Linked DNA regions of Homo sapiens: region 2 is linked to region 1. A link is a loop called in an ENCODE intact Hi-C map of the cell type or tissue named here. Cell type or tissue: gastrocnemius medialis. All regions are shown on one strand. Each heading gives the region's core, and the rest is flanking DNA. Links, peaks and the distances in the headings are about the cores only.

The links. Peaks named below come from ENCODE experiments on the same cell type or tissue, not always from the same donor. Only the 100,000 strongest peaks of a DNase experiment are listed, where the experiment ranks them.
Region 2: it touches region 1 in a loop (2.5-fold over the local background); 9 of 110 quality-filtered maps call a loop at or near these places.

What each region holds. Positions count from the first base shown.
Region 1 is chr15:63,960,090-63,975,110 of GRCh38, forward strand. DAPK2 (death associated protein kinase 2) reads right to left here. Exons shown (of 12, transcript NM_014326.5): 4 at 11,334-11,472. Among named protein-coding and RNA genes, the nearest start is that of DAPK2, 79 kb to the right of the region's middle. RefSeq lists a silencer at 11,301-11,595 and an enhancer at 12,343-13,090. In gastrocnemius medialis, for the core only: no CTCF peak of the experiment used is centred there; DNase peaks (open chromatin) are centred at 5,412, 8,102, 11,252, 11,442 and 3 weaker places; H3K27ac peaks cover 8,000 bases.
Region 2 is chr15:64,007,177-64,022,197 of GRCh38, forward strand. All of the region lies in intron 2 of DAPK2 (death associated protein kinase 2), which reads right to left. Among named protein-coding and RNA genes, the nearest start is that of DAPK2, 32 kb to the right of the region's middle. RefSeq lists a silencer at 2,586-2,645 and enhancers at 3,016-3,105, 3,963-4,012. In gastrocnemius medialis, for the core only: no CTCF peak of the experiment used is centred there; DNase peaks (open chromatin) are centred at 6,819, 8,015 and 11,420; H3K27ac peaks cover 8,000 bases.

The DNA.
Region 1 (15,021 bases), core at 4,040-12,039:
TATGTGTCCAGGAATTTATCCATTTCTTCTAGATATTCTAATTTATTTGCGTAGAGGTGTTTATAGTATTCTCTGATGGTAGTTTGTATTTCTGTGGGATTGGTGGTGATATCCCCTTTATCATTTTTTATCGCATCTATTTGATTCTTCTCTCTTTTCTTATTAGCCTTGATAGCAGTCTATCAATTTTGTTGATCTTTTCAAAAAACCAGCTCCTGGATTCATTGATTTTTTGAAGGGTTTTTTGTGTCTCTATCTCCTTCAGTTCTGCTCTGATCTTAGTTATTTATTGCCTTCTGCTAGCTTTTGAATGTGTTTGCTCTTGCTTCTCTAGTTCTTTTAATTGTGATGTTAGGGTGTCAATTTTAGATCTTTCCTGCTTTCTCTTGTGGGAATTTAGTGCTATAAATTTCCCTCTACACACTGCTTTAAATGTGTCCCAGAGATTCTGGTATGTTGTGTCTTTGTTCTCATTGGTTTAAAAGAACATCTTTATTTCTGTCTTCATTTCGTTATGTACCCAGTAGTCATTCAGGAGCAAGTTGTTCAGTTTCCATGTAGTTGAGTGGTTTTGAGTGAGTTTCTTAATCCCGAGTTATAGTTTGATTGCACTGTGGTCTGAGAGACAGTTATAATATCTGTTCTTTTACATTGGCTGAGGAGTGCTTTACTTCAAACTATGTGGTCAATTTTGGAATAAGTGTGATGTGGTGCTGGGAAGAATGTACATTCTGTTGATTTGGGGTGGAGAGTTCTGTAGATGTCTATTAGGTCTGATTGGTGCAGAGCTGAGTTCAATTCCTGGATATCCTTGTTAACTTTCTGTCTTGTTGATCTGTCTAATGTTGACAGCGGGGTGTTAAATTCTCCCATTATTATTGTGTGGGAATCTAAGTCTCTTTGTAGGTCTCTCAGGACTTGCTTTATGAATCTGGGTGCTCCTGTATTGGTTGCATATATATTTAGGATCGTTAGCACTTCTTGTTGAATTGATCCCTTTACCATTACGTAATGGCCTTCTTTGTCTCTTTTGATCTTTGTTGGTTTAAAGTTGTTTTATCAGAGACTAGGATTGCAACCCTTGCTTTTTTTTGTTTTCCATTTGCTTGGTAGATCTTCCTCCATCCCTTTGTTTTGAGCCTGTGTGTCTCTGTACGTGAGATGGATCTCCTGAATACAGCACACTGATGGGTCTTGACTCTATCCAATTTGCCAGTCTGTGTCTTTTAATTGGAGCATTTAGCCCATTTACATTTAAGGTTAATATTGTTATGTGTGAATTTGATCCTGTCATTATGATGTTAGCTGGCTATTTTGCTCATTAGTTGATGCAGTTTCTTCCTAGCACTGATAGTCTTTACAATTTGGCATGTTTTTGCAGTGGCTGGTACCAGTTGTTCCTTTCCATATTTAGTGCTTCCTTCAGGAGCTCTTGTAAGGCAGGCCTGGTGGTGACAACATCTCTCAGCATTTGTTTGTCTGTAAAGGATTTTATTTCTCCTTCACTTATGAAGCTTAGTTTGCTAGATGTGAGATTCTGGGTTGAAAATTCTTTTCTTTAAGAATGTTGAATATTGGCCCCCACTCTCTTCTGGCTTGTAGGGTTTCTGCCGAGAGATCTGCTGTTAGTCTGACGGGCTTCCCTTTGTGGGTAACCCGACCTTTCTCTCTGGCTGCCATTAACATTTTTTTCCTTTATTTCAACTTTGGTGAATCTGACAATTATGTGTCTTGGATTTGCTCTTCTTGAGGAGTATCTTTGTGGCGTTCTCTGTATTTCCTGAATTTGAATGTTGGCCTGTCTCACTAGGTTGGGGAAGTTCTACTGGATAATATCCTGAAGAGTGTTTTCCAACCTGGTTCCACTCTCCCCGTCACTTTCAGGTACACTAATCAAACGTAGATTTGGTCTTTTCACGTAGTCCATATTTCTTGGAGGCTTTTTTTGTTTCTTTTTACTCTTTTTCCTCTAAACTTCTCTTCTCACTTCATTTCATTCATTTGATCTTCAATCACTGATACCCTTTCTTCCACTTGATCAAATCAGCTACTGAAGCTTGTGTATGCGTCACATAGTTCTCGTGCCAGGGTTTTCAGCTCCATCAGGTCATTTAAGGACTTCTCTACACTGTTTATTCTAGTCAGCCATTCGTCTAATCTTTTTTCAAGGTTTTTAGCTTATTTGCGATGGGTTCGAACATCCTCCTTTAGCTCAGAGAAGTTTGTTATTACCGATCGTCTGAAGCCTTCTTCTCTCAACTTGTCAAAGTCATTCTCCGTCCAGCTTTGTTCCATTGCTGGCGAGGAGCTGCGTTCCTTTGGAGGAGAAGAGGCCCTCTGATTTCTAGAATTTTCAGCTTTTCTGCTCTGATTTCTCCCCATCTTTGTGGTTTTATGTACCTTTGGTCTTTGATGATGGTGACGTACAAATGGGGTTTTGGTGTGGATGTTCTTTCTGTTTGTTAGTTTTCCTTCTAACAATCAGGACCTTCAGCTGCAAGTCTGTTGGAGTTTGCTGGAGGTCCACTCCAGACCCTGTTTTACTGGGTATCACCAGCGGAGGCTGCAGAACAGCAAATATTGCAGAACGGTAGATGTTGCTGCCTGATCCCTCTTCTGGAAGCTTTGTTTCAGAGGGGCACCTGGCTGTATGAGGTGTCAGTCAGCCCCTATTGGGAGGTGTCTCCCAGTTAGGCTACTCGGGGGTCAGGGACCCACTTGAGGAGGCAGTCTGTCCATTCTCAGATCTCAAACTCCATGCTGGGAGAACCACTACTCTCTTTAAATCTGTCAGACAAGGACGTTTAAGTTTGCAGAAGTTTCTGCTGCCTTTTATTCAGCTATGCCGTGCCCCCAGAGGTGGAGTCTACAGAGGCAGGCAGGCCTCCTTGAGCTGCAGTGGGCTGCACCCACTTTGAACTTCCCGGCCACTTTGTTTACCTACTCAAGCCTCAGCAATGGCAGATGCCCCTCCCCAAGCCTTGCTCCCACCTTGCAATTGAATCTCAGACTGCTGTGCTAGCAGTGAGCAAGGCTCTGTGGGCATGGGACCCTCTGAGCCAGGCACGGGATACAATCTCCTGGTGTGCCGTTTGCTAAGGCCATTGGAAAAGCGCAGTATTAGGGTGGGAGTGTCCCGATTTTCCAGGTACCATCTGTCACGGCTTCCCTTTGCTAGGAAAGGGAATTCCCCGACCCCTTGTGCTTCCCGAGTGAGGCGATGCCCCTCCCTGCTCCATGGGCTGCACCCACTTTCTGACAAGCCCCAGTGAGAGGAACCCGGTACCTCAGTTGGAAATGCAGAAATCACCCATCTTCTGCGTCGCTCACGCTGGGAGCTACAGACTGGAGCTGTTCCTATTCGGCCATCTTGGAACCTCTTAACTGTTTTTTGTTTTTTAATCCATTCAGCCAATCTATGTCTTTTGATTGGAGAATTTAGTCCATTTACATTCAATGTTATTACTGATAAGTAAGGACTTACTCCTGCCACTTTGCTTTTTTATTTCTGGTTGTTTTGTTGTCTTCTTTTCCTTCTTTCCGTCCTTCCTGTCTTCCTTTTAGTGAAGGTAATTTTCTCTGGTGGTAAGTTTTAATTTCTTGCTTTTTATTTCTTTATATCTCTGCTGTAGGTTTTTTGATTTGAGGTTACCATGAGGCTTGCAAACACTGTCATATAATTCATTATTTTAAACTAATGACAACAATGCTGATTGCATGAACAAGCTAACAAGCAAAGAGAAAACTAATAAAAACTCTACACTTTAACTTTCTCCCCTCACTTTTTAACTTTTTGTTTCTGTTTATATCTTATTGTACTGTCTGTCTTGAAACATTGTAGTTATTTTTTATCAGTTTATCATTTAGTCTTTCTACTCAAGATACAAGTAGTTTACACACAATTACAGTGTTATGATATTCTGTGTTTTTCTGTGTACTTAATATTACCAGTAAGTTCTACACCTTCAGATGGTTTCTTATTGCTCATTAATGTCCTTTTCCTTTAGATTGAAGAATTCCCTTTAGCATTTCTTGTAGGACAGGTCTGGTATTGATGACATCCTCAGATTTTCTTTGTCTGGGAAAGTCTTTATTTCTCCTTTATGTTTGAAGGATATTTTTGCTGGATATACTATTCTAGAATAAAGGTTTTTTCCTCAGCACTTTAAATATGTCATGCCACCCTCTCCTGGCCTATAAGGTTTCCACTACAAAGTCTGCTGCCAGACATATTGGAGTTTCATCGTATGTTGTTTCTTTTCTCTTGCTTTTAGGATCCTTTCTTTACTCTTGACTTTTGGGAGTTTGATTATTAAATGTCTTTAATTTTTGGGAGTTTGATTATTATTTGGGTTTAACCTTCTTTGTGTTCTATAACCTTCCTGTACTTGAATATTGATATCTTTCTCTAGCTTTGGGAAGTTCTGTTATTATCCCTTTGAATAAACTTTCTACCTCTATCTCTCTACCTCCTCATTGGGGCCAATAACTCTTAAATTTGCCTTTTTGAGGCTATTTTCTAGATGTTATAGGAATGCTTCATTCTTTTTTTTTCTTTTGTCTCCTCTGTGTATTTTCGAATAGTCTATCTTCAAGCTCACTAATTCTTTCTTCTGCTTGATCAATTCTGCTGCTAACAGACTCTGACGCATTCTTCAGTACATCAATTGCATTTTTCACTTCCAGAATTTCTGTTTGATTCTTTTTAGTTATTTAAATCTCTTTGTTAAATTTATCTGATATAATTCTGAATTCCTTCTCTGTGTTATCTTGATTTTCACTGAGTTTCCTCAAAACAGCTATTCTAAATTCTCTGTCTGAAAGGTCACATGTCTCTGTCTCTCCAGGATTGGTCCCTGGTGCCTTATTTAGTTCATTTGGTGAAGTCATGATTTCCTGGATGGTTTTGATGCTTGTGGACGTTTATTGATGTCTGGCCATTGAAGAATTAGGTATTTATTCTAGTCTTCAGTCTTCGTTTGTTTGTACCCATCTATTTGGGAAGGCTTTCCAGATATTTGAAAGGACTTGAGTGTTGTAATCTAAGTTTTTGGTCACTCCAGCCAAATCTGTATTAGAGGACACCCCAAGCCCAGTAATGCTGTGGTTCTTGCAGACTTGTAAAGGTACTGCCTTGGTAGTTTTGGATAAGATCCAGAAAAATTATCTGGTTTAGGAGGCAGAGACTCTTGTTCTCTTCCCTTACTTTCTTCCAAATAAATGAAGTCTCTCTCTGTACTGACCTGCCTGGGGCTAGGGGAGGGGGAACACAAGCACTCCTGTGGCCATCACCACTGGGATTGTGCTGGGTCAGACCTGAAGCCAGCATGGCCCTGGGTCTTGCCCAAGGCTTATAACAGCTGCCTGGCTACTGGCTATGTTTGCTCAAGGCCCTAGGGCTCTACAATAGGCAGGTGGCAAAGCCAGCCAGGCTTGTGTCCTTCCCTCAGGGTGGTGAGCTTCCCCCCCTTGGGTGGTCCAGAGATGCCATCTGGGAGCCAGGGCCTGGAGTTGGAAACCTTGGGAATCTACCTGGTGCTCTATTCTAATGTGGCCTAGCTGGTATCTAAGCCAGAAGACAAAGTCCTTCCCACTCTTCCCTCCCCTTTCCACAAGCGGAGGCATCTCCCCCCATGGCCCCCACTGCCCCAGGCCTATGGCAAGTACTCCCTGACTACTGCCAGTGCACATTCAAGGCCCCAAGACTCTTCAGTCAGCTTGTGGTGAATACTGCCAGGCGTGGGACTCTCCCTTCAGGGCAGTGGGCTCCCCTTTGGCCCAGGGTAGGTCCAGAAATGCTGTCTAAGAGCCAAGGCCTGAAATTGGAAACCCGAAGAGCCCACTTGGTTCTCTACCCCACTGTGGTCAAGCTAGTACCTATGTTGCAGGACAAAGTCCCCTTTATCATTCCCTTTCCTCTTTCCATAGCCACCACAGCTGGGAATGTGCTGGGTCACACCTGAAGCCAGCATGTCTCTGAGTGCACATCTCTGAGTGATACACTGGATGTCACTGCTGACTATTCAGGGCCCAGGGCCTCTGTAGTCAGCAGGTGATGAATCCTGCCAGGACTGGGTCCTTCCCTTCAAGGCAGTGGATTCCCTTCTGGCTCAGAGAGTGTCTAGAAATGTTGTCTGAGATCTAGGGCCTGGAATGGGGGCCTCAAGACTCTGCCTTGTGCCCTTTCTTACTGTGGCTGAGCTGGTATCCAAATTGCAAGATGAAGTCCTCTTCACTTTTCCCTCTTTTCTCCTCAAGTGGAGGGAAGGATTCTCTCCTGGAGTTGCAAGCTGTGCTGCCAGGGGCTGAGGGAGGTGTGGTACAAGCACTTCCTTGGCCATCCCAACTGATGTCTCACTAGGTGTACCCTCCAAGTCCTCTGGCTCCAAGCACAGCACAGGACCAGGACTTGTCCAGGAATTGCAGTCCTTGTGGCCTAGACTTCCGTTCAAGTTTACTTAGAAACCCAGAGCACTTTAGTCTGCAGTGGTGAGGCTTGCTGGAACTCAGGTTCTGACCACTAGGATGAGCAATTCTCCTCTGTCTAGGGCTAGTCTAAATGCTCCTTCCATGGGTTCCAGCGGGGTTCTGCCTGGTATTGCTTTCTGCTGTGACAGGGCAGCACTGAGTTTCAATGCAAAGTCCCACAATTGCTGCACTCTCCCTCCCCCAAGTGCACAGGTTCTTTCTCCATGCAACATGGCTGCTGCCAGAAGATGGGGAAGGGGTGGTATAGGTGATTCAAGACTGTCTTTCCTACCCTCTTCAGTGCCTCTTTCTGTGATATGAAATTAAAACCAGGTACTGTGGGCCGGGCGCAGTGGCTCACACCTGTAATCCCAGCACTTTGGGAGGCCGAGGTGGGCGGATCACGAGTCAGGAGATGGAGACCATCCTGGCTAACATGGTGAAACCCCGTCTCTACTAAAAATACAAAAAAATTAGCCGGGCATAGTGGTGGGTGCCTGTAGTCCCAGCTACTCAGGAGGCTGAGGCAGAAGAATGGCGTGAACCTGGTAGGTGGAGTTTGCAGTGAGCCGAGATTGCACCACTGCACTCCAGCCTGGGCAACAGTGCAAGATTCAGTCTCAAAAAAATAAATAAATAAAATAAAATAAAACAATAAATAAAACCAGGTTCTGTGACCTCTCACCTGGTTTTTGGTTCTTACAAAGGTGCTTTTTTTGTGTATGGATAGTTGTTCAATTTGGTGTTCTTGCAGGGAGGGTGATCAGTGAAGGCTTCTATTCGGTCATCTTGCTCTGTCTCCTGTTTTTACCAATACTGCTTATCTCATATTAATTTGTCCATTTGGACTGGGTATGGTGGCTCATGCCTATGATCCCAGCACTTTGGGAGACCAAGGTGGGTGGTGGGGATCACCTGAGGTCAGCAGTTCAAGACCAGCCTGGCCAACATGGTGAAACCCTGTCTCTACTAAAAATACAAAAATTAGCTGGGCGTGGTGGCAGGCACCTGTAATCCCAGCTACTAAGGAGGCTGAGGCAGGAGAATCACTTGAACCCAGGAGGCAGAGGCTGCAGGGAGCCGAGATTGTGCCACTGCACTCCAACCTGGGCAACAGAGCGAGACTCTGTCTCAAAAAGAAAAAAAAATATCCATTTGTCGGCTCCCTGCAACGAGGCTAGGAGCATGTGGTGAGCAGGGACAGAGCCTGACTGTCCATTGCACAATGGCTGAACATAGGAGAAGCTGATTAAATACCAGCCTGAAGAGAGGTTGTTCACATTCCAAAGGTAGGCAAGAGAGTGAACCCTCTTCTATTACCTGCCCCTTCAAGCTGGAAGGTGTGCATAGAGAACAGGTTATGGGTAAGGGTGTGGAGACAACATGCTGGCTGTGTTCCTGGGGCAGTAAGGACCCTGAGCTTGGGAAGGAGTTAACAGAATATAAGCAGGAGAGGAAAGTGAAAATCCATCATGGAGAATGAAAATCAGGAAGAAAAATGTGGATTTTATATGGTGGGAAACAACACAGAACCAAGAAGCCTCCTCTAAGCTACCAGCTGGATCTTAATTGCATGATCCCCTCCAGGAGACAGAATGTTCCAGCCAGGAGGCATGCATACCCACATTCTGGCTCCAGGAAACATGTACCCGATCCTGAGGTAATCCTTCTGAGTTCCAGCTACTCATCACTTCCTGAAGTTGCCCAGGTGGGCCTAGGCCAAGGGACCCACGGGTGGAAGAATCAGAAAGCTCAGGTCCTCACAACTCTAAGGATACCTGGCCATGGTGGGGACTGGCAGCATCCTCACCTCACATGCATCCAGAGAAAACCCAGACTGTTTCCAGGTAATGGAAAATGTCCAGGTTAGCCCCGGAGCCTCACCAGCCCTCGCCAGCAGTTCTACCTAGCAACCAACTCAGCTCTCTGCTGGACAATTTATTAACAGAACTGTACTCACAGGGTTTGTTTTCCTAGTCTATGGGGCCCACAACACTGTAACAAAAGTTCTATTTCCTTTTCCTCTATTCTGAGAAGGGGAATAACAATAACAGCTACTATTACCGAGCACCTATTCCATATCTGGCACTTAATGCTTCTCTCTAACCCTTACAGCTCTGCCAGGTAGGTATTATTTGCATTGAAGCTGAAAAGCTGAGGTTCAGGTGTATCATGGTACATGGTAACTCAGCCTGGCTAACTCCAAGCCAGTGCTCTCCCCACCACAGCGAGCTGCCATAAAGGCAAGCCAAACATCACGAACCTGCTGCAGTCATTGGTGCCTGTTGGGCTCCAGCCACTCCTCCTACCAGACCCATTCAAGAAAAGACAAAGGAGCCCATTTTGAAGCAGCTCTCCTGGAGCCAGCAAAGACACAATAAAACAACAAGTTAATTGTCCACAGCAGTACCAGGAAGTCACACAGGTGCAATCAAGGCAGACCATTTCCTGCTGTTACTACCCTGAGGTCCAAAGGCCTGCCCAGGCCTCACCATCCTTGGTGACCCCCATTTTTACCCTGTGACGCCTCAGTAAAACTCTGGAAGACTTCTGTTGGAGGTATTAAAAAATACCGTGACAGCCAGGAGCAGTGGCTCATGCCTGTAGTCCCAACACTTTGGGAGGCTGAAGTGGGCAGATTGCTTGAGCCTAGGAGTTGCAGACCAGCCTGGGCAAAATGGCAAAAACCCATTTATACAAAAAAATACAAAAATTAGCTGGCCATGGTGGCATGTTTCTGTAGTCCCAACTACTTGGGAGGCTGAGGTGGGAGGATTACCTGAGCCTGAGAGGTCTAGTCTGCAGTGAGCTGAGATCACGCCACTGCACTCCAGCCTGGGTGACAGAGTGAGACCCTGTCCCCCCCAAAAAGAAACACCAAAAACAAACTGACAATCATGGCCAGACGCAGTGGCTCATGCCTGTAATCCCAACACTTTTGAGAGGCTGAGGCGGGTGGACCACTTGAGCCCAGGAGCTCAAGACCAGCCTGGGCAAACATGGCAAGACCCCGCCTCTACAAAAAATACAAAAATTAGCCAGGTATGGTGGCACACGCCTTTAGTCCCAGCTATTCAGGAGGCTAAGGCAAGTGGATAGATTGAGCCCAGGAAGTCGAGGCTGCAGTGAGCTGTGATCACACCACTGTGTTCCAGTTGGGTGACAGAGCGAGACTATCTCTATTAAAAAAAAAAAAAAAGTGACAGTGAGCCTAAGGAAGGAGGACCATGCTAAGGGGACTCATAGAAGGTCACCCTATCAGGCAGAGTAGAGTAAGAGCTGGGGTAGGGACTCATATGGGAACTGAGCTCATGCCCTGGCATAGCCACTGTGAGATAATGGACATGCCAGACCCTCTCTGGGCCAGGGGCACAAGCCAGAACTTGGGTGTCATCCAGAACCCTGTCCCCTCCTTCATCTCTACCTCTAATTAGGCACCTAATCAATCCTCAGATTGACCTCTGCAAAAGATCTTGACTCTGTCCTCTCCTCACATCTTACCTAGATTATTGCTTTAGCCTCCTAGCTGAGCCCCAGCCTCCAGGCTGTCTCCAGCCTATCCATCCTCCCAGCCAGAGGGATCACTCTGAAACAAGTACATGCTTACCTCACTTCTCTGCTCACCTGAACCCTTATCTCTCAGGGTAAAGTGCAAGCTCCTTGGCTTAGCTCCCAGACCCTTGTGTCTGCTTCCTGCACTGTTCCTGGCTTCTTCCCCAGCCACTCAGCACACACTTCCCATGCCTGTACTTCCCTGAATGCATTGTGCTGTTTTGTGACCATGTATTCTGCTGGCCTTTCTTCCTTATAAGGCCCTTCTCTTCTTCTATTTCCTACCAATCCTTCAGAACTCAACTACATAGCACTTTTTCCAGGGAGCCCTCTCTGATATCCCGGTTGGACTTAGATGTCCCCTCCTTTAGCCTCCCCACCCACCCTGGGCTTCCTTCTAGCATAGTACTTAGAGTTGCTGGTTTTTCTATCTCCTACACTAAGGTTCCTGGAAAAGATGAAGTAATCTCAGACAGGGCCTCAGTGAATTTTGTATCAGCAGCAATACCCAAGCACCCAGCACCATGCTTGAAAGACCACAGGGATTTCTGGATAGAAAAATGAAGGGATCTCCCCAGCAAACAGGTCATAGAATTGATCAAAGTTAGAGGACTTTACACATTAAGTATCTGTATAGGCTCATCAGTCTATGCAACTGAGCTCAGTTACTAAGGGAACTGATCCTTCTACTTTGACCACATTCTTGCTTTATGAAGTCCTATGTGGTCACAGTGAACTCTCTCAGTCCTGAATACCAGTCACCATAAATGATCAGTGGCCCCTACAAGCAGTTTTATGACCACAGTTTGGAGCACAGTAGGGGTTGTGAGTTGGGGAGGGCAGCCAGTGGTCCCTGGGCTCCAGGATTTACAAGCTCTGGTCAAGGGATGATGGAGGCTGCACTATGAATGGGTCTGGCGAGCCAGCCAACTTCAGCAATCCTCCAAACATTTCTAGTTTTTTGTTACTGAAAAGTTCAGTCTTGTGAAAGGTGTTTGGTTTCAAGTTTCCTGTCACTGGTCTACTTATTTAGAAAGTGTTCCCCCCTGCTCCCTGAAATAAATAAGGTGCCTGAAGTCTGATTTAAGCAGCTTCTTGCAGTCAGCTCCAGTGTGCAGAAAACCTGTTATGAAAAATGAAACTGAGAAGGTGGACATTTCCGTGGCATCATCTTTCCCATGAGCTCAGGGTTTTTCACTGTAAGATGAGAAAGAAGGGCTGGTCGGCACTGGGCCCATCCTGGGAAAGACACCAGGAGGGACTAAGCCTCTTCTTCCTAAACTTGATTCTTTTCCCTTTCTCCCCTTACTGACCTTGAGATCAAAGTGAGCAATTTTCTTTGTGTGAAGGTAGTTCACCCCATCCAGGATCTGCTTAATGAAGCTGGTGGCCTCCTCCTCACTCAGTGACTCCTTCTGGGCCAGGAAATCGAAGAGCTCTCCTCCAGACACTCTGTAAAACACCAGCGGGGGGAGGGGAGGCCCAGGCCCAGTCAGCTCTGCATGTCATGAGGCTGGGCTGATAGGGGCAAGCCCTCATCCTGACCCCCCAGGGACCTTGTATGGCAGAATCCCCCTGGCTTATTTCTGGGGCTTTGTCTGTCCAGTGCCAGGGACTGACTTTGCTCCTATTTGCTTTGTTCTTTCTTTTGGATCACAAGGGCAGGAATCACCCTGGAGGTGTTGTCAGAAGAGCCTCTGCTCCCACTCTAGGCCCTGGTCCCAGTCACCCTGGAGGTTGCCCTCTCCCCTCCATATGCCTGAGATGGCAGGGGACAAAAACAAGCAGATTATTTAGCCTGAATGTTTGCGTTCCTCCAAGTTCATATTTTGAAATTCTAACCCCCAAGGTGATGGTATTAGGAGATAGGGCCTTTGGGAAGTAATTAAGTCATGAAGTTAGAGACCTCACAAATGAGATTAGTGCCCTTATAAAAGAGACCCCAGAGGGCTTACTTTCCCCTTGCACTATGTGAAGTTACAGTCAAAAGACAGCCATCTATGAGGAAGTGAACCTTCATCTTGATCTTAGACTTCCCAGACTCCAGGACTGTGAGAAATAAATTTATGTTGTTTGTCAGCCACCCAGTTTATGGTTATTTTGTTATACAGCAGCCTGAATGAACTGAGAGAGGAAATTGGTACCAAGTGTGGAGTGCTACTGTAACAGACACCTAAAAATGTGGAAGCTGCTTTGGAATCAGCTAACAAGTAGAGGCTGGAAGAGGTTTGGGGTGCCAACTAGAAAAAGCCTACATTGCCATGAATGAATGGACTGTAAGGGTGGTCCTGGTGAGGGATCACAAAGAGAGGAGATTCTCAATCTTCTTAGAGAATACCTAAGTGGCCATCAACAAAATATTTGTAGAAATACAGATGGAAAGGCCATTCTGATAATGTCTCAGATGGATATGAGGAACATGTTACTGGTCTGGTCAATGGAGGAAAGGGCATCCTTGTTATAAAGTAGCAGAGAACGTGGCTGAATTGTGTGTGTGCCCTAGTGTTTTATAGGAGGCAGAACTTGTAAGCAATAAAAATGGAATATTTGGCTGAGGAGATTTCTAAGCAAAGTGTTGGAAGAGTGTCCTGGTTCCTCTTGACTACTTAAAGTAAAATGTGAAAAGAAATGGTTTAAAGACAAAATTGTTACTCAAAGGGAAGAAAGCTTAAAAGTATGCAAAATTCTCAGCCTCCTCATATTGGAAAACATAAGAAAACCTGTTTGGGAAGGAACAAAGGTATGACCAAGCAACCATTTGATAAAAAGATTAATATGGCTCTCCAGGGAAGCCAGGTGCTATTCATCAAGACAATAAGGGGATTAGTCAGCCATCTAAACAGAAGCCAGGACCTATTGTCCAAGACAATGGAAGAATAACCCTGAAGTCATTTCAGAGATCGTGGGGGTGAAAAGAGGGGTGTCCCTCCCATCACAGATTCATAGTGCCAGAGCTTAGAGGGCAGAATGATATCAAAGGAGGGGCCTCCACTGCCCAGTGCTGCCTCACATTGTGGGCTTTGCTCTCCAAACTCTGTTGCCATACTCCTCAGACATACCAGGTGTGGCTCCTGGAGGGCAACAGTGTGGCAAGCTCTGTGCCAAGCAAAGCTGGTGGGTGTGTGGCTGCTTTCACCTGGATTTCACAAGATGCCTTAGAGAGCTGGTGGGCCCCTGGGCAGAGAACTGCCTTTGGTGTGGGGGCCAATGTTTGGAGAGCAAAGCCTTATGGGCAGGGTTGCTCAAAGCTGCAGGGGCAAGACCTCCATTCCACCCCCATGGGCCTGGAGGGCAGAGCAATGAGCCAAAGATTCTTCTCAATGTTTTGTACTGGCTCAGAACCTGTCACTCCTTTATTCTTTCCCATTCTTCCTTTTAGAATGGGAATGTGTATCCTCTGCCTGTCCCACCATCATATTTTGTAACACGACATGTTTGATGTCATTGGTTCACAGCTGGAGAGCAACTTGCCTCAGAATGAATCATACCTTGAGTCTCACCCACATCTGATTTAGATATTTAGATGAGACTTTGGACTTTAAACTTTGGAGTTGATGCTGGAATTAATTAAGAGTTTTGGAACTATTGGAATGGAAGGAATGTATTTTACATTTGAAAAGGACATTAATTGGGGTGGGGGGCAGAGACAGAATGCCAGAGTCTGAATGGACTAAGACAGATGACAAAGCGGAACAAATGCTGTGCCAGAAACTAAAGACCTAGGTTCCATTCCAGCCTTGCCACTGACCTTGGACAACTCATTTCCCTTCTCCAGGCAGGCCCTGGTTTCATTACCTACAAAAGAAGCAGACTGAGCAAGACAGCCCCAAAGCCCCCTTTCTTCAATTTTATAAAAGATGGCCCCTTTATGGGGCTCAAGAGAATCTAAGTATGGCCCCTAACTTAAGCATAAGACCCCATTAATTATATTCATTTTTAAAGACTCTAGAATACTGTTTTTGATGTTTGATACTACTTTTTCACACTCTACATTCTTGCTTCCTATAGTTGATGTGACAGAGCAAAAAAAATCTCCCCTGAGATTTAGAATTGCCAGATAAAATAGGTTTTTACTTGCTAAATCTGGCAACCCTACTTGGGCTTATTTATCCTGTCAACAAAAAGAGTCAAACTCTGTAAAATATTTAAAGATGTTTATTCTGAGCCAAATATGAGTGCTCAAGACCCATGACACAGTCCCAGAAGGTCCTCAGAACATGTGCCCAAGGTAGTTGGGTAACAGCTTGATTTTATACATTTTAGGGGGACAGAAGTTACAGGCAGAATCAATAAATCTAAGGTGTACATTGGTTCCATCTGGAAAAGTGGAACAACTTGAAGGTGAGGATAGGGGGTTGGGAGGGCTTCTAGGTCACAGGTGGATTTTCTGATTGGCAATTGGTTATTATTGAAAGACCTGGAATCAATAGAAAAGAGTGTCTGAGTTAAGACAAGGGTTATGGAGACCAAGGTTTTTATTATGTAGATGAAGTCTCACAGGTGGCTGCCCTTGGAGGCAATAGATGGCAAATGTTTACTATTCATATTCTTAAAAGGTGCTAGACTCTCAGCTAATCTCTTCAGGATCAGAAAAAGACATGGAAAGGAACAGAGATTCTCCACAGAATATAGATTTTTCCCACAAGAGTCAGCTTTGCAGGGCCATTTCAAAATATGTCAAAAGATTTATTAGGGTAAAATACTTCTATTTCTTTCAGGGCCTGCTATTTGTCATGTGATGTTATAGTAGAGTCAGGTTGGAATTTATTATCTTATTGCTGCAAAGAGTCTGTTTTGTTAGGCTTAAGTTCACTGTTTTCATATTAATGCTGGTCACTTGTGCCCGAATTTAAATGGGCAGAGAGTATAATGAGGCATGTCCAACCCCTCTTCCCACCATGGCCTGAAAGTTTTTCAGGTTTACTTTGGAATCTCCTTGGCTGAGAGAGGGGTCTATTCAGTTGGTTGAGGGGGCTTAGAATTTAATTTTTGGTTTACAAT
Region 2 (15,021 bases), core at 4,806-12,805, 48 kb after region 1:
CTGGTCCTGAACTCCTGGTCTCCAGTGATCCTCCCACCTCAGCCTCTCGAGTAGCTGGGATTACAGGCACGCACCACCATGCCCAGCCAACCTTTCTCATTCCCTTTCACACAACCCTTTCTCACTCTTCTCAAAATGACCTGAAGGTACAGGGTCCCCTCAGCCTGTTTTCTGGCCCCCACTCAGTTTCCAGTTCCCCCCAGTCTTCCTTCCTCTCCCCTATCATGGCAATCTGTCCCCTGCTCACATTTCATCTTAGCTCCAGCCAGAGCTCTCCATCCTCCAAGAGCCAGTAGGAAACCTCTCCTGCCTCCTGATCTCCCAGCCTCAGAGAAAGTCAATGCTGGGAAGGCAGGCACAGGTCCCCTCCTGGAGGGGGACAGGCTTACTCTGCACAGGAGTTTCCCAAAATCCCCTTGGATAGCTCTGTGATGCTTCTCCTAACAGTTACCTGATGCCTGCAGTTTGTTTAACTATAAAATTCTGCATAAGGGACTGAGAGTCCGACTTTTTTGGCACATCAAATAGCTTGGAGCATACAACTATGTTTGCTGTGTGCCATTTAGCACTAAATGTCAAGACGATACAGTCCAAATGTTCATCATCTAGTGAATAGATGAACAAAAGGTGGTGTAGCCATACAACTGGATATTATTTGGCAATTAAAAGGAAAAAAGTACTGATCCATGCTATATCATGGATGGACCTTGAAAATACTATGCTAAGTGAAAGAAGCCAGTCACAAAGGACCGCATGTTGTATGATTGCACTTTTACAAAATGTCTAGAACAGGCAAATCCACAGACAGAAGGAAGATTAGTGGTTGCCTAGGGCTAGTGGGTTTGGGAGAAGCAGAGAGTGACTGCTAATGGGTAAGGGGGTTTTTTGGTAATGAAATGTTCTAAAATTGATGATGATGATGGTCACACAACTCTGAATACATTAAAGCCATTTAATGGCTTTAATACACTATATGCGAATGTACTAATGGCTTTAGGACACTATAAATGGGTGAATTGTATATAAATTATATCTGTTTTTTTAAAAAAGAACCATAAAAATACTCACATGCTTTCACCAGGTGATATCAACTCTACCCTATATGCAGGTTCTTTATGAAGCACTTTTCATATATTGGCCTCAGACAGTATCTCAACACCCTGCACAGTCAGTGCTCTCCCCATTATAGAGATCAGGAAGTTGAGACTCACAGAGTTACAGTCACAGAGCCAATTTGCCACAGATCTAGAACTTAAAGTCAGATTATCTGAGTCCAGGTGCATTGTATTCTGGGAATTTGGCCTCTAGAGAGACTTCAAATGAAAGAACATAGTTTCATAGACAAGAAAAAGCTGGAAACAAGCTAAGCATTCTCCACTAAGGAACAGCTTTGGCAATCAGATGTTCTGGATGCAATAGACAATTATATAAACATTAAAATAGCAAGTATGAACATCATAAGGGACATGTTTATAAAATAATAAGTGAACATGCACAAATGATATGTATGGTTTGATTCAATTTTTGTATTAGAGAACACAGATGCAAAAGTGCATGAGGATAACAAATAGTTGAGTGAAACTTTTCCTTTTAAAATTTCCTGTGTTTTAAAAGTAAGAAAATGAGAAGAAACACCTGCATAGACATCCCTAACCAACAGAGCAGTGCACTGCTGTCATCCAATCAAGGGTGTACTTGAGGGACAGGCCACAGAGCTGCAGCATCACCAAGGGCCTTACAGATGACAGGGGAGGAAAGGGTAGGATCCCCTTTTCAGTCTGCAAACATAAGACCTCTTTGTTTAAAGGAGGCATAGGAAAGTTGGCCAGAATTTATTGTCACAGCTGATCCTTCCCTCAAGGTGTCCTGGACATGAGGCCCTCCTCTATTTTCACCTCCTGTGCATACCTCCATCATGGGATTCAGCCCATTTTACTGAAATTCTCTATATATTATTCTCCCTTAGTAGACTGTAATTGTCCAGCCTTGTACCCCCAGGCACCAACTACAGTGGATACACAGTAGATCTGCAGTGCATGTTTTCTGAATGGACTTGGGCTAGTATCTCTTCATTACCTGCCATCCTCCTGAGCTAGACTTTTACAGACCAACACTTAGTACAGCTTCCTGATCAGTGTTGCTGTCTTCAGCCCTCCACCCACACACCCAATCCACACCCCACATTCCCCAGTATATTGTCCTACAACGCAGACATCATCATGTTCTCTGCTCAAGATTATTTTCTCCTTCCCATCAAGCCTGAGCTCCTTGGCCAGGCCCCAGGGGCCTTTCACCACCTAGCCTCATTCTACTTGCCCAAATGTACTCTGCTTCCCAGCAGACACACCCCAACACACTCATTTCCACCTCTGGGTTTCTGCTAGCCCTATTTGCCTAAACTAGGAGGTCGTCTGCCTACCCAAATGCTACTCCTGTTTTAAGTTCAAGTTCCAGCTCCTCCTGGAAGTCTTCCCTGACCATGCCACCCCCCAGGAATCCTCACCTTGGAATATGTTAGCTCCTAAAGTTCAGTACACTTAATTGTCTCTTTATGCTCATTTCTTTACTGTGTTTGCCTTTCCCCCCGCCCCTAAATTAGGTTAATCTGTTAAGGGCAGGGCAATGTCTTACACTTCATCTGTGTGACCCACCACACCCACTGTAAGAGAGGCACCTTACAGCAGCTCAAGACTTCGAGGTGGTTAGCACTAAAAATCTGAAACACAGTCATGATGAGTAACGACAAAAGCAGTTTCCAGTGGCACAAAGGCTTGTTCTAGGCAGCCAGCACAGTTGGGCTGTGGGTAAGAGGGTTTGTCAAAGGGCCTTAGAATTGTAAACCTATGCCACTGAAACAAACTGAGTTCTCTGTAGCACCTGATGGTATAAACCAGTGTTTCTCAAAGTGTGACCCGAGACCAGTAAGATCAGGATCATCTGGGAACCTGTCAGAAATGCAAATTATCAGGCCCTAAGCTCAGACCCACAGAGTCAGGAACTCTGGGGGTGGGGCCCAGCATCTGTGGTTTGATAAGCCCTCTGAGGATTCTAATGCCCACCAAAGTTTGAGAACCACGAGTTCTCACGCAACAGGAATATCCTGGTATGCCAGAAGGTTCAGTTTCTTCTATCTCTAAAGACGGCCTATAAATATCATTTTTAACTTATGTCTTTCTGTTTACTACTACTCTCAATAACAATAGTAATAATATAACAACAGTATTGACTGCTTAGTGTCCTCTGCCAACTTTCCCAACTACAGTTTTCAGGAGCAAGAAGTTATCAGCATAGGTATAGGCATGGGGATCCGCATTCTTGGCTTTTTCAATGTGATGATGATCCCTACATTTGTCTCTCAGCCTCAAACCAGTTATTTCTCATCACTCCCAAATCCCAGCTGACCACTTCAGGCAAAGTCCCCACCCGCCTGCCTTAATGTCTTGATTTTCAGAGTTGGCACTTTAATTGTTCTGAGCCCCTACTGCAGTTTTGGTCTCTCATTTGTCTACCCATCCCCACTTCGGAAAACAATGGGTCAGTCTGCTACCAGCTTGGGTTTTATCCCATTCATGAAGACAAGCTTCCCATGGACTCATTCTTCAGCACCTGTCCCAGCTCTGCATGTCAGTGGGTGGGGTGGGTTTGTGTGTAGAACAGCAGCCGAGCTTCCTGTAATCTTGTTTATAAACTGTTGATGCATGTCCTGACCGCATCACAAGAGGGTTCACAGGGAAGCCGTCAGTCTTGGGGCAGAATCTGCAGGGCACCAGCAACCCCATGTGGAGGTGGCTGACTCATTCTGTGGTCTCCTGTCTGGGGACATAGCAACAACACAGACCCAGAGCTACTTGGCAGAGGGCCCCACTCATGGTAGGCACCCAATCTGAACCCTCCAGATTAGCATAAAGGCAGGACAATGGAACAGATAAAGCCATATGCAAAGGATCAGGATCAACAGCTCAGGTTGGAGTGGAAAAAACACAGGTGGAGGATTGGCTGTGCTTGTGGCTTTGCACCCCCAACTACGTGACTTCTGGCACCAAGTCACCTCTTGCCTGTGAGCCTCTTTTCCCTAAAAGTTAGAGAGTAAAGATGATCTCAAGCTGGGCACAGTGGCTCACACCTGTAATCCCAGCATTTTAGGAGGCCGAGGTGGGTGGATCACTGGAGGTCAGGAGTTCCAGACCAGCCTGGCCAACATGATGAAACCCCATCTCTAACTAAAAATACAAAAATTAGCCAGGCATGGTGGCGGGCACCTGTAATCCAAGCTACTCAGGAGGCTGAGGCAGGAGAATCGCTTAAACCCAGGAGGCGGAAGCTGCAGTGAGCCTAGACTCAAAACACTCAAGTGTTTGTGGAAGTGTTTAGGAGAAAAACAACGCTACAGCCTTATACACTCCAGGTTGATGCTTGGATAATGAAAATGTTCTATATCTGTGCTGTCTAATGTGGTAGCTGCTAGCCACGTGTGGCTACTGAACACTCGAAATGTGGATAGTACAACTGAGAAACTAATTTGCAATTTTACTTATTTTTAATTACATTTAAATTTAAGCAGTCAGATGTTGTTGGTGACTACCACATTGGACAATGCAGCTCTAACTGAATTCATGAAATGCAAGTCCTTGAGAACTCTGTCTCCATATAGTAAGTGAAAAAATAAAACTGCTCCTCCAGTTTGCACATGCTTTACTCTAAGTGGGAGAAATTCCAAGGACCACTTAAAGAAGTCCCAGGAAGCAAAACCCCTCTTCTTGGGCCCTCAGCCCAGCTTGGCCACCAGCCACCTTCATGGAAAGTAATGAGTCTTTTCCAGCCCCCCAGCCTTGATCTCTCTGTGTGTCAGTTCCTTCCGTAAAGTGCAGACCAGCCACTCTGATTTCCTCACACAGTTGCAAGAACACACTGCAAAGCTGTACCATAAGGAATCTTAAAAGTCCTGGCAAACATACATTACTGACTGTCACTACCCCTCACTGCTGCAGCAACCTTCCTGAAGCCTCAATACATGACCCATTAACCACTGAGAGGCTGGAAAGAGGTGACCATACTGCGGGATGGGAGAACATCCACTGATTTATCAAACATTCAGTAAAATAGTCTACGTGGCTTATATGCCACATGCATTCAAGAAATGTGATAAATCGATGCACTAACAATTCCATTTTCCAGAATTTATCTGACAATTTTACCAGTACAAGGGTGACACAAGAGTTTGTCTTGTTTACAGTTAAATCCTTAGTGCCTAGAACCATACTTGGCAGACAGCAGATGAGTAAATGAGGTATGCAGATGTATGTAAAAAGATGCGCATTTCAGCAACAACCTAAATGTCTATCAAGACGGTACTGCTTAAATTAATTATGGTCCATCCATAACAGGTGGTCTATGCAGCTTTTAAAAAGATACACATACCTGATCTGGGAAAATACACAAGATTAAAATACAAAGTTACAGAACAACATTCTGATCCCATCTGTGTATATAGTCTGTTCTACCTTTTTGAAAATATAGACTATGCATATGTATGTTCATATATGCATTGACAATTTCTGGAAGGATATACAAGAAACTTAATGATCACTTATGAGGAATAGGACTAGAGAGGTTCAGGAGGATGGTGGGAGGGAACTTTTAAATGCACTATTTGATTTTGTTATTAACTGATTTTCTTTCTTAACTATACAAGTTAAACATGATCATGTTAAGCATTCTATCTGGGGCACTGCATAGCCAATGAATATATTTATATAGGGAATGACTGTAAAATGTTTACACTACAACATAAATAGGGAAATGGGATATAAATTGTATCTTCGATATGATCATAATGTCAAACAGACAAGAAAGAATTCACAGAAGCAAAACTATGTCAGTCCCTACTAGCCTAGTCCCTGAAAGGAGGCCTGAGACCCCTGCCACCCCAGACCCCCAGACAACCCATAAGGTGGCAACCAAATCATTAAAGAGCCGACTCATTTCACGGTGCATGTGCACAAAGCAGTCACAATAACATTTTGGTTGTTCTGTAAAATGAGACCAGTCTAACTCCCTTGTTCTGCATGGGATTATGGAAATGGGGTAACCTGCCATTATCTTTATACAAGGGTTAAGATCTTGTTCTTCATTACTGAGATTTTAAGCTGGGAGGCTGCAAGTCACAAGACATTAAGTGAATGTGGGCAGTCTTAAGAGGCCAGGAACTAACAGCTTAAACTACACTACGTGCCTTTAAGACTTAGTAATTGGGCAGAAAAGTGAAACCAGGAGAGAAGCTTTCAACAGCTATGTCTCTGATTACCTTGCATTCAGTCCTATGGAAGCAAATACCTTAAGAAAACATGAGGAGAAGGGGCAAGAACTTTAAAAGTAGAAAAACCTAAGGGCTAGAAAGGCCCTGAGATACCATCTAGCCTAACCCTCACATTGCCAGAGAAGGAACTGAGCGCCAGATAAGAATGCATTCCTTCTAAAATGATTGCAGACCTGGGAAGGAGGGTGCTATTAAGTGAACAGAGTTATAGGTTTCCTGGCAGCGGTGACTGAGAAAGCAAGCTGGATTTGAGAAATTATTCATTCTGGAAAACTACAGTTGGCCTCATATCACATCAAAGCCAGAGGAAACATGGGACCAGTCCCTGTAAGTGGTCCAGCCTCACATGAATAAATCATGATGCCATTATGAGCAGATAGAAATCTCCTGCTTCAGGACTAATTAGTCATTTCACTTAGAAAATGGGAGAGGCCCCAACCTTCTCTGGGTGTGGCTGGCAGCTGTGCCAGAAAGAAACACCTTCTAGCCAGGGTTCTGGCCAGGAGGCTAGGCTGCCAGAGGCCTTGCTGAGGTTGCACCAACACAGGTCAAGTGTTTATCTACTTGGTTTTCCTCTAACTAGGCTCCCAGATGGACTTCACCTACCCACGGAGAACCTGATCCTTGGGAAATGGGGTTATCACAGAGAATGCTTTACAGGGAAAAGCATGGTCCATCCTGCAGTTTGGGTTTTTAGGAATACTACCTGCGGAGGCAGCACTGCTGGGACCAGGATCAGGGAATGGGATCTCTGACCCTACCTTGGCCACAAGGAGAACATTTATGTTGGTCCAGGCCCTGGCCTTATCAGACATGAGCCTTCAGAGACCTGAGAGCTGTTGGGACAATCACACAGTGTTCTGCCTGAAAAGGACCTTTGATAGTATCCGATAGTCCAACATTCTGGCTTTCCACAGGAAGAAATGAAAACCCTGGGAGTAGGTCACTTGTTCAAAATCACCCAATGATTTAGGAACAGAGAGGAGACAAGACCAAACACTTTCCTATGCCAGTTGAGCAGCCAAGGAGGCACTGACAGGTGTTTACCAAAGACTGCATGGTACTGCAGGGGGGCTTACATCTAACTGGAAAAACAAGGCCTGATCCCTCAGAAGAGTTAATATTATTACACAAAAATAAGACCTGGCTGGGCTTGGTGGCTCACGCCTGTAATCCTAACACTTTGAGAGGCCAAGGCAGGTGGATCACCTGAGGTCAGGAGTTCGAGACCAGCCTGGTCAACATAGTGAAACCCCGTCTCTACTAAAAATACAAAAATTAGCTGGGCATGGTGGTGGGCACCTGTAATCCCAGCTATTTGGGAGGCTGAGACAGGAGAATCACTTGAACCTGGGAGGTGGAGGTTGCAGTGAGCTGAAATCGTGAAATAGAGCCACTTCACTCTAGCCTGGGTGAAAGAGCGAGACTCCATCTCAAAAAAAAAAAAAAAACATTCTGACATTGTTGAAGGAGGGAGGACAGATAAAGTACCAGATGCGTTGATAGCCAAGAGGCATGCAGTAAGGAAGAATGCTAAGAGGAGGTGGGCAGGGAATGATGGGGAGGGAGATCTGGACAGAAGAGGAGAGAAGAACAGATTCTGCAGTGTTAAGTAAATGTAAGGCAGCAGGAAAGGGTACCGTGTGGTCAGGAGTCTGTGCCAGCTGCAGTCTGGCAGGAGAACAAACAGCCTGGCTGACCCACAGGGCCCTGCCATGCCAAGGACAGCCTCTCTCTTGCTTATGCCACACAGGACAACGACAGCATGTTCGAGGTGGGAATTACCACTCTGACGTTCAAAAGTAGCTAATCCCAGAGCTGCTCTGTGAGCTCTTTATATAAGGTCTTCCCATTGCCTAAAGGTCTAAAGGATCGAGACCACTTGACCACAACACTCAGGGCACTGCTATAGGCAGAGTAGAGGCAGCTGCTGTCAGCTCAGTGCCCAGCCTGCAGTGAGTGGATTGACCCCCAAAGTTCTCATGCAACTCCAAGAAGAAACAGGGGTGGGCAGTCATAGTGGGTTGAATAGTGGCTCCCTAAAATATATTTCCATATTCTAACCCCTGGCACATGTGACCATGACCTCATTTGGAAAAAGGGCCTTTGCAGATGTAATTAATTTATGGATCTTAAGATGAGATCATTCTGGATTACCTGAGTGGGCCCCAAATCCAATGACAGATGCCATAAGAGTGAGGCAGGCAGAGATTAGACAGAAGAGAACTCACAGAGACACACAGGGAGAAAGCAACATGAAGATGGAGGCAGAGATTGGAGTGATGTGTCTACAAGCCAAGAACACAAAGGATCACCAGCAGCCACCAGACGCTAGGAGACAGGTATGGAACTGATTCTGTCTCAGAGCCTCCCCAAGGAATCAACCCTGCTGACACCTTGATTTTGGACTTCCGACCTCTACAACTGGGAGAGAATAAATTTATGTTGTTTGAAGCCACCCAGTTTGTGGCCATTTGTTATGGAGGCCCCAGCAAACTAACACAGCAGGGAAAGGGGGCATAGGGAGGAAGGCTTGGGTTCTTCAGGAAAGCATCCGAGAGGACAAAGCAGCCTCTGCTCTTCAGGGCCCACGCAGCGCAGGGAGGGCTGGCTCCAGGGGACTGCAGGTCAGCATGGCCATAAGCAGGAAAGTCCTCCTCTCTCTCAGGTACTGCCGCCACCAGCAGGACACACGGCCTCTTACAGATTCTCTGCCCACAGCCATGGTCCTGTCCACCTCTCCAGCACCTTCCACACCTGACCCCCCTTATCCATGAGTTTCCCAAAGTAACTGGCACTATCCTTCTCCAGCAAGTTTCTTAGAGTCCATTATCACAGAGAGGCAGTGTAGTTCAGTGGAAATTGTTCTGGCTTTGGAGCCAAAGAGACATGGATTTTAATCCCAGGGTGACTTGGGATATGAGTGATTTGCCCTCAGTGAGCCTCAGTGTTCTCATCTGTAAAGTGGGGTAAATAATCGCTGCCTTGCAAGGTTATTGTGACAGTTAGAAATAGCATAGGCTGGGTGCAATGTCTCAAGCCTCTAATCCAAACACTTTGGAAGGCTGAAGTAGGAGGACTGATTCAGGCCAGGAGTTCAAGACCAGCCTAGGCAAGTAGCAAGACCCTGTCTCTACAAAATATTTATAAATTAGCCGGGCATGTTTGCTCATGCTTGTAGTCCTAGCCGCTTCAGAGGCTGAAGTGGGAAGATCGCTTGAGCCCAGGAGGTCAAGGCCACAATGAGCCATGACTATGCTACTGAGTTCTAGTCTGGGTGGCAGAGAAGAAAGAAAGGAGGAAAGAAAGAAGGGAAGGGGAAGGGGAAGGGGAAGGAAGGAAGGAGGGAAGGAAGGAAGGAAGGAAGGAAGGAAGGAAGGAAGGAAGGAAGGAAGGAAGGAAGGAAGGACGGACATGTAAAATGCCCAGCATATGGCCTGCATACAACAGGAGCACAATAAATGGCAGGAATTTTCATCACCATTATTTACATCATGACAAAGTTTTTCTAGAACACTGGCCTAAGCCCAACTTGTTCTCATTGCTGTTGTGGATACAAAGAGATCCACAATGTTGGGGCTGTCCTTGGGGGCTCTCACTCAGCAGGGAGTTCTAGGGACCTACTGTGTTCCCTTTTCTTACTTGCCTTCAAGTCTCTTCTTCTCCAGACACTGGCTGTGACCTCAGTCCCCTAGGTACCTTCAGTAGGCACCTAATACATATTTGTTTTGTGACTAATGAATACATGATGTTGAGTGAGTCACCTAACCTCTTGAAACATCAGTTCCCTCATCTATAAAATGCAGCTAATAGTGTCTATCTACCCTGCTGCCTCACAGGGCAGTTGTAAAGACCAAATAGACAACAGCCAAGGAAGGCATAGGAAGAGAGCAAAGCACCACACGAAGCCCCACCTGCACCTCAAAGGCTGTCCAACCCTCCACCGAGGTGGCTCTGCTGGGCCTAGGACAGTCACAGTCAGGTCTCAAGGTGCTTGCATCTCCCTGTGCCTAGAGAGCCGCATTCCAGGACACGGGCAGGTCCACACCTTAACAGGTGCAAACCTCCCTGCTTTCGCTGGTCTGGAGTCAGAAAGCCTTGACTCAACTATGATGCTGCCTCTTCCTAGCTGTGTCTCCAGGCCACTTAACATCTCCAAGCCTCGGTTTTCTCTTTTGTAAAAAATAGTCAATTATCCCTGCCTAACTAGAAATGTAGCCATGAGCATTGAAACAGACAATGCATGGCAATGTGCTTTGTCAACTGTACAGTTCTGTACAAATTCAGGTGATTATTACAATGATTCCCATTGTGTTGAAAAGCAGCCACACTGGCCTGAGCCTCAGAGGAATACAGACTCCCGGAGAAGGAGGAGAGGACAAACACCACTGCTCCTTGCAATTCCTGTAACTTTGAAACCTGCTCCATAAAATTGCAAAATCCTATATGCCTTTGCCAGGAGACCAAAAATATTCAAGGCACGACTCTAGAGAACCACAAGATGAGCCATTTCTATAATGGGTACTGCTGGGCTTCAATCAACTCAGCTGCCTGGCCCAAAAAAGTCATTTTTTAAAAACACCACACACCACAATTTGGCCTCTCCCCCAAAACATACATCCTTTCTCTTAAGAAATTAAGTGAAATCCAACTTTGATGAAACCCAACTCTGAGGCATTCATTCTCAGAGAGCAGGCCCCTGGTTCCCTGGTGAGGCGGGCAGACAAGCATTCTCAAATGACGGTTTGCAGGTAGACAGATCTCCAGTGGAGGTGGAAGAAATCAGCACTTGGCCAGTCCCAAGGGCTGTGAGGACAGGACCTGTGAGCCCAAGGAAGCAACTGCTGCCTCAGACTCAGAAATTAGCTCTACTAACCCAGCGAAAAAGCTAAACAGCCTTAAGACTCTTTTACTGGTTGTTTTAATCAACCAGGTACGAAGAAGGTGAGAGACCAACTCCTCTTCACCCACAGGCCTGGATGCCACAACCCCACACTCCAACTCCCTGCCCCGCAACAAATGGCCTCCCCCATCACATAGGCAGCCAGCAGATGAAAGTCCCTCCCAGACTGGAAATGGCCACCTGTCCCGTGGTTCTCTGGGTCCCACAACCCAGGCCACCTGGCCCCTCTAGGTTGCACCAGGCTGAGGAAGGCAGACACACCCAGTCCTGGATTCAGGGCTAACAAGGCCAGGATCCTACCTGTAGCTACTCGCCCAGCTTTTACACCTGGGGCTGCCTCTTACTCCAAAGGTCCTCAGTCCTGGATGGAGACGCATGTACCTTATTTGTTAGCTCAGGCTCCCTTTAGCAGTTTCTGTTTTCTGTTGCAAAACTCTGAACCCTCTGAGAGACACCCTAGCATGGTAGAAAGAGCAAATGCTTTGAGGCCAGGTTTGAGTCCAGGGCCTGCTGCTGACTGCCTCTGAGGATTTAGAGAAGTGACTTCTCCTGGCCTTGGTTTCCTCCTCCCTAAAAGGTGGCTAATGCCTGTCCAATAAGGCTTTGTAAGGTTATAACAATATGTGGATGGTGCCTGGTGTATGGTTGGTGCTTAACCAGTGGTAATTATTATTATAACGCCATTCTCACCCCCATCCCCACCCCAACATTCCAAATCCTGAAGTCTAGTCAATCCTCCAGAACTGATTGCTCCCACCTTCAGGTCACAAGCAACCATTTACCAGAGTGCCCTGTCTCAGACCTGCCCACCTCTGGGCCAAGCGGAGCTAGCTGCTGTGAATTACAGAATGCACTCAAAGCAGTTAAGTGTCTGTTTACACAGAAAAAAATTCTGAAATCTTATATGATTGCAATATTTTCCCACCACATCTGCTTTTATGGATATAAATCAGTGAACACACTTAGATCAGGATTTATTCGGAAGAGTAGCTTCTCTTACATGGACTTTTCTCTTTTGATAACTACGGTACTACCCAGTGTCCAGTAGGCAAAACACAAAGGTCTAAGGTACTTGCATGATTCTGAAAGTTCCTTCAGACTCTTCAGAAAGAATTATCTTATGTCTAATACATTGTCCTTTTCAGATTATAAAAGTAATATGTGCTCATTGTAGACCATGAGGAAAACAGAAAAAGTATATGAAAGTACAAATCTGTGGCAATTTCACTGTTTCTAGAGAATGCCACAGTGAATGCTTCGGTGTATTTCTTTCTAGCCTTTTTTTCCTACATGCCAGTGTGTATGTAAGTATCCATTCATTTTAAAGCGAACAAATGAATAAGCCAGCCAGACAGTGCAGACAGGAAAGCAGCTGTTAATTGCCCATGGAATGCTTCCTTGTCTTGTTTTCCATTCTCCCTGCCCCCAAACAACTTATTTATTAGTGACACACCTATGCGTTGTATAACTACATCTTATCAGAGGTTGGTGAACTTCTATCCTCTGAGTGAGTTGACATAGTCATCTCTGCTTTCCATTTTCATGCCACAGAGTCAATATTTACTAGCCATGTTGCTAAAAACAGGCACTGGTCACAGACTTGGTGCCAAACCACTGTGTCTAATCTCAGCAGAAGCAGTCTCAGTGGCACCCGCAGGCTTTACTGTGCCATAAGCCATGGCTCTAGATGAGTGATTCCTGCCCCAGCTGAGTAGACAGCCCATGGCCCAGTAAGAACACTTCACATAATCATGAAGTTGCAGGACACTAAGTGCCAGAAGGCACTTATATGCTAGAGATGGGGGAAAGGAAACTGAGGACTTGCCTAAGCACAGGCAGCTCCAGAGCCAAAGCCAGGACCCCTTTCTCTCCCACGCCAGCACACTCTTATTGCACTACCTTGTTGAATGCATCAACATGAAGAAACAGCTGAGAAGGCAGTGGGGGATAGAACCCATTTCATCAGGACTGGAAACTGGGCACTTGCTCTGAAATGGTCAATTTCACAGGGGTCTTCCCCAAGAGTGGCATGTTCTCTTGCAGTAATGATTAAGGTGATACCATGGCATCATCAATTCTCTTGCCTCTTGCTGTCATTTATTCATTCATATCACATATTTTTATTAAGCACCAGCTATGGAAAGGTATCGCTTGCTTCACCAAAGCAGCACTACTTTGCCCATCTCCTCTGGGAAGGATTTATAGTTGACAAAAGAGACACACCCATTTGATAGCGAAAAGAAATCTAGGCTTAAAGAAAAATATTTATAGAAAGGAAATGTAGGAGAATCATGGAATGACGTCAGGGTAGCCCCTTGACAGCAGGCCTCTAAAGAAAGTCCCTGTTCCCAAAAGCACCTCAGGTACTAGAAGGAATAAATCAAAAGGGAAAGGATAGGTAACTTGGTGTGATACCAAATGCCTACAGTGTTTCTATGGAGTAATGGAAAGGGCAAAGGACCTGGAGTGCAAAGACCCACATTCAGGTCTCACTTCTGCCACCAAAATGCCTTGTGACCCAGAGACAGAAAGTGCCTTGCCCAGGTGCATTAACGTATTGGTAGCCAAAGTGGGATATGAAGCAAGTTCTTTACTCCAAGTCCGTGGCGATGGGCCAGATGCCACAGATGAGTCTTTCTACCCCTCTTATCATTAGCCTTAAAGAAAGCCACAACCCTGATCTAGAACATCTATGGCAACAGAATTTCCCTTCATCTTTCCCCTCAGTAGAGATCAGACCCTACCCACAAGGGGAAGCCCTGGCATCTTCTCCTGGAAGTAGGCACTTCAGTGGGGTTCAGTCTCAGTCACTTTCGGGAGGAACAGGACAGCGGCCCCCAGGCTCACGTCAGCACAGGATGATACTGCGATGTGGGACGACTCTGGCACATGAAAGGGAGCGCGAGTGAGCATTCCGTACAGTTGCTGGGATGTCAAGCAGCTCTGCACACTTGGTCTGTTCCCCTGCCCCACCCCCTCCAGACAAGAAAACAAAGAAGCTCATGTGAACAGGGCCTTGATGAAATTGTTGCTGCTGAATTTCTACCTTCTCCTGGGCTTGTAAACACAAGCTCAGCGCCCTTGGGGCCTCAAAGCTGGCTAAGCACAGCTGATGGCTTTACCAGCCCCTGTGCTCGTTGAGTGCCTACTGTGGATCCAGCCATATGCTAGAGGTGGAAGGGACACAAAGAAGGATAAAATGTGGCCCCGTCTTCAATGGGCTCACAATCTGGCTTGAAATACAGAATGAATCCCCAGAGAACCTTCTACTTTGGAGTAATTGTGTAAGAGGCACAGATACTAAGGGCTATGGATGCTCAAAGCTGGAGGGATAGATGGGGCTGGAAGGAAGAACCCATGGGAAGGCCCCAGAGGGAGAGGAAGTATTTTCACTGGACTTGAGAGCTAAGTACAATTAGTTAAGTGGAAGACAAGAAGAGACAGGAAGGAGGAAAAGAACATCTTATAAAAAGGCTTGGACTAAGCAGCTAGAGAGGAGAAAGCTTGGAAGTATTGGGAGGTAAGTTTGGACAGCAGAGTGGGCAAAGCAATGAGACTAAGTTGGTCACATCACTCAGTTTAATCTGCCAGCCACTTTCCTGACTCTGTATCAGACACTGGATAGGGTGGAGATGGCCTAGACGTTGGTCTGGAAGCACTTACCTTGCAAAGAGGAAAGCAGGGTAACAAAAAGGGAAGGGAAACATATTAGAAACACAAACCACAGGCATAGAGTACAATTTTCCTAGGGTAACCATCCAAATGCTGGTTAGTATCAACAAGGGAGCTAATCTTGGCAATG